2 separate regions of the Mus musculus genome follow, and region 1 is linked to region 2. Evidence: chromatin loops called from intact Hi-C (ENCODE). Cell type or tissue: left cerebral cortex. All regions are shown on one strand.

Region 1 (2,500 bases), 650 kb after region 2:
CTATTCACCCTCTGACAGGGTACTGACGATAGTCCCACTGAAGTCTGACCTAATGAACCAGTGTGTTCACTGAGGTAACTTTCAGGAGCACTTGGGCCAAAAGGCAGCTGTATCCCCCAAAGCCCACCTCAACAGATGTCCAACTTATAAAAGATACACCAATGGAGCCCCAAGTTCAACTTGGAGGTGGTTGCATTTATATAACTTTGAGATGGGACCCATGAATCTTGTTAAGTTTCAGGAGTTTTTTGAAACTTATGTGTTTCATTCATCTCCAGAACTTTAGGGAGGATATGTCAACTTTATATAAAATACAAGACCCCTTGTTCAAAGAACACTAAATGTTTTAAAACAGCAATAGCACAGAGCATTAAAATAAAGATGGAGAATCTTTTTTGTTGTTGCTGTTGTTCTGTTGTTGTTGTTGTTGTTGTTGTTGTTCTGTGACTCTGCTCTGCACTGACTGCATAGCTATGAAATTGATGTTATGCCACAAAATCCAAGGGAATGAAAACAACTGAGAAGCCAAGAGTCTTGAAGTAAGGAACCAGTCTGGAAATACAGACCTAATGGCAAACTCACATCATTTATAAGAACCTTACATCACACCATGAGCCTATTCCTTGTGCTAATACAGACAATAGAAACATGTTTGTGAATACACACACACACACACACACACACACAGCCTGGGGGAACTCAGAGATCAAGGCTGATAAAAATTACATAGCAAGGCTCTGGGGGCAATTGTAATCCTTTTTCTAATCTCAAGAAGATTCGAAATAGCATCCTGGTGACACGGCGAATGAGAGAACATCACCCCTATTGCAGCTGTCACTTGTATCTGCAATCGTGTGACTTACAGAGATTAGCCACGTCCCAGAATTACTGCTCCCATTTTGCATGGTTCTGTGCGTGCCCTTCTTAAGGGGAAATTGCTCAGTTTGAGCTTCGCCTCTTCTGGAAGCTTAGGAAGTTCCGTGCTGCCACCTAGTGTTTAGAATGCAGCTGCAGGCGCTAAGGGCTTGGTGGGCCACCCCTGCTCTGTGAGACTGGCACCATCCTTCCACATTTGCATAGCCCTGCGTGAAGCTTTCCCAGAACCCAGACCAGCTTGTGATGTCTGTGGGAAAGAAGGCTCGTTAGCATTTTCCTAAGAAGCACCACGTGGCAAACTCCTAGACTCTGGGCTCAGTGCCCTTTTGAAGGAAGGCAAAGCAGAATAAGCACGGAAGAAGAAAAAATCAATCAAAGGTTAGAGTCTGTTCCCTTTGGCCATCAGTGAGCCCCAAGTGTTAGTCCCCTAGGAACTTCCATATTCTTAATTTATTTTTGAAAAGTCACAGACAAGTCAGGGCCTTAGAACCAAGATTTCATTTTTAAATAACAAAATGAAACCTCCCAGTCAAGCAGGCTATCTAGAGCCTTGCTCTGAAAAGATTCTTGGTCTCCTACAGCCATTAGTCACAAGGATCTAACACTGATCCCTGTGCCCTTATCCCCTGGGTCCCTCCTGGAGATGAAAAGAGGAAGGTACAGCTAGTGAGTGTTAAGTGCACAGTAAACTCTAGTGCCCCTTGTACCACACACCTAGGCAGAGATACTACCAGAGAACCAAGTCCCTGCTTTTCCCACTGATATGCATGGGGTTGGGGACAGTAGTTCCATCCCTCCTACTAGAGAAAATCAGGATAGAGAAGTAGCTACATATGAGAAAAGAATAGCCAAGTCCATGCTGGGAGAAATCCCAGAGGGTGCTTAGACTGTCCCCTGCTCTCTGGCTTAAGAGGCAAATATGTTTGGTTGCCTTGCTAGTTGGAGACTAGTTCTTCTGTTCTGTACCTTGTAGTCAGGAAATCTGTTGATTTAGGATACAGAAGACACTACCCTGCCAACTGGACTTCCGTTATCCCCCATCTATGGTACTCCCCTTTAGCATTTGATTTTATTTTTTCTCTACTCTGGCCAGGACTCTATTTCTTCTATTGAGCATTTGCGACCATGTTTTACTCCAAGTCCCTGTGATTCCCTTTCAGACAGGGATTCTGGGATGGTGTGGCACAGACTTGGCAGTGCCTTTGTGAACAGCCCAGCTTCTCGCCAAGCTCTTTCTCCTTGCAAAGCTTTCACATTGGTTCCATGCTCCCGTCTGAACTTGCTGAGGCAGTTTACATTTTCTCAGTAGCACAGCATACCAAACAGAAAGGTTGTGGCTAAAGTCAGGGCGAGCGAGCGTGTAAGGCCATACTTGAGTAAGGACCCCACCTCTCTGCCACAGGTCAGCACTGGTATCTCCCAAAGCGATTATGGTTTAACTGGATTCCACAGGCTTGTGTGTCGAATGCTTAAATCCCAACTGCTGATGCTATCTGGGGAGGCTCTGGCAACTTTAGAAAGTAGGGATTCACTGGAGGAAGTAAGTCAATGGAGGTGTGCCTTCTAAACATTGTAGTTGGTCCCTTCCTCAGTCTGATTCCTGCTTGTGATGACATATCCAATC
Region 2 (2,500 bases):
CTTGGCCTCCACACATATGCATAGACATGTGGATCACACACCCTCCCCATGGACACACACAAACATGCTTAAATGTATGCTCACAAGAGTAGGTCAGAGGATTTCAGACACAGAGCTTTCAACCTCTGTGAGAAACTAGAGTCTCTAATGGTTGCTGAGTAAGTAAATAGTGGATCCCCCCCTCCCCTACTTTCAAACACTCTTTTCATTCAGCTGTCTGATGGCCCTATTGGCTAATTCATTTCCTTCCCCAAAGACTGCTGAATATTTAAAGCAGGAACTTTAGATGTGCCCAGTGACTTCACATCGCCGTTATATCTGGCTTAATTTCTTCTTACAAGTCCTGTTCTGATACCCTCTCCTCTCCTGTATTCCCAGGTGCCTCATCAACCCAGCTGCTGGACTCAGCCCCTCCTCTCCATAGTTGGCTCATGGCAATTCTTTCTGAGACCTTCACACAGACCCTTTGATTTGTCCATTGACAGAGAATTTTGGAGATAAATTTTCAGGTAGAATAAACTTGCTCATAACTCAAAGCTATTTATGTAAATTCAGCTCCAAACACTGGCCTGATTTTCCAGCAAAAACTCAGATGTAGGATGGACTAGATACGTCTCTTTTAAGTCTCTAAATGCCCACATATTTTCCTGAGGTCAGCAAATGGTTGACTTGAAGGGGAGATATTGTGATTTGTGCTCAAGAAACTTAAGTTATGAGTGATCATAGCTTCATCTTTAAAACGGAAATAATGATTACATCAACTTTCATGGGGCTGGTGTGAGAATTAAAATGTGGTACTATTTGTAACTGTTTTTTTACAACACTATAAGCATAAGACATATTGTTCGTGCTGGTTGGAGGCAGATGTCTTGACAGGAAATCTCTGGAGGTCGCTCTCAGTGTAAACATCCCATGATTCTCTGCCTCAGACAGGGAGATGAACTGCTGCAGCTGCTGCCCTTAGCAACGGGCCAGCTGAGCGGCAGGCTGCACTTCACAATGGCGGCCGCTAGATGGCACGTCCCTTGAAAAACTTCTGCTGCCACAGAACATCTGGATTCTTACAGAGGAAGCTTCTCAAAGGGCATGTAGTTAATGTGGAAGAAACCTGGAGTCCCATCTCCACGGCGACAGAAGCCCTATTCAAGGATCAGAAGTACTCTGAAATACACATAAAAACGAGGGACACCACCCTTTCTTGCTTATTGGTACATTGACATTTTCTTCGTTCCGCTGTAGGGCTCAGAGATGCACTGGTACCCCATGAGGCATCTGGAAAAAGGCAACTAACTTGTTTATCTGAATTCCTCAAAAGGAGAGCAGCGTGATGAAAAATGAATGCCACCAATTATTACACAACAATGTAAGTGTCTAATTCCTCAGCCAGTAACCTCTCTTTAGCACTCCAGCAGTGCTTCAGCCGGCCATGTAAGGAGCTACCCTCAGTCTACCCTCAGGGAGATTCCCATATCAACTATGGCATCTTGGGCAGTCACATCCTGTATGCTCATAGGATCTGCATCACAGAGGTACATGGAGTCATCAGATACACAGGATGAGAACTACCTGTGAGGGCTTTTGTTAGGACCTTCCAGTCAGTCCATTTATTTGTTCTATTTCACTTGATCTTCAGTTGCACTTCCTGCACTCTCAAGTGCAGGAACCCTAAGGTGGCATTTTTCGCAGAGAGAACAACTGTGATAAAAGTCCATCTGTGACCTAAGAGAAGCACCGAGAACAGCAAGGAGGGTATGCTGTGCCTAACATATGCATGTGTCTTATATCTAAGAGTCCTGTCATCCTAGAAAGCCTTTGGACCTGATCTGTTAGAATTTCTAGGTGGAAGCCAAGTCTGTTCAACCTATTTCCTTCTCTAACTTAAGGTTCCCTATTTGGTTTTAACTCAGTAAATATAACTGCCACTTTTCTAACATTGATTAGTGGGAGGAAATGATCTAGATAAACTCCTGGAAAACTTGTGTTTAGTATGTCATACTTTTAAGATTTAGCTATGTAAATGTGTATGCTGGATATAGATGTATATGCATATGTATATGACGTATATGTATATGTATATGATGTATATGCATATGATGTATATGTGTATGTGTATGTGTATATGTATATGATGTATATGTATATGCATATGTATATGATGTATATGTATGTTGTATATATGTATGTGATGTATATATATATATGCATATGTTTATGATGTATATGTATATGTGTAGACACATACATACATGTGCTCATGGAGACAGTCACTGCACGTCTGTGGCCAGAATTACAGGCAGTATGAGCTGCCAAATGTGGGTCCTGGGAAATTAACACAGACTCTTTGCAAAAGGAGCAAGAACTCTGAGTCATCTCTCCAGTCCTATCTAGTATTCTATTAAAAATAATGATAATAATGAACAATACCTCTTAATTAGCAAGAGGAAAGTGAAATAAGAATAGATTTTCCATTTTCTTTGTTAAGTTTTTCAGAAACTGAAAA

The links. Hi-C counts contacts between places; a loop is a spot of excess contacts. Peaks named below come from ENCODE experiments on the same cell type or tissue, not always from the same donor. Only the 100,000 strongest peaks of a DNase experiment are listed, where the experiment ranks them.
Region 1: a loop joins it to region 2, with 2.0 times the contacts of the local background. A loop is called at or near these places in 9 of 42 quality-filtered maps.

Annotation. Positions count from the first base shown.
Region 1 is chr1:193,574,673-193,577,172 of GRCm38, reverse strand. No RefSeq gene overlaps it. Among named protein-coding and RNA genes, the nearest start is that of Mir205hg, 66 kb to the right of the region's middle. In left cerebral cortex, a CTCF peak has its summit at 998 (motif pointing left); DNase peaks (open chromatin) are centred at 1,006 and 2,099; H3K27ac peaks cover 1,232 bases.
Region 2 is chr1:194,221,678-194,224,177 of GRCm38, reverse strand. 4930503O07Rik (RIKEN cDNA 4930503O07 gene) reads left to right here and starts at 1,419. Exons shown (of 3, transcript NR_040477.1): 1 at 1,419-1,749. In left cerebral cortex, a CTCF peak has its summit at 1,006 (motif pointing right); a DNase peak (open chromatin) is centred at 994.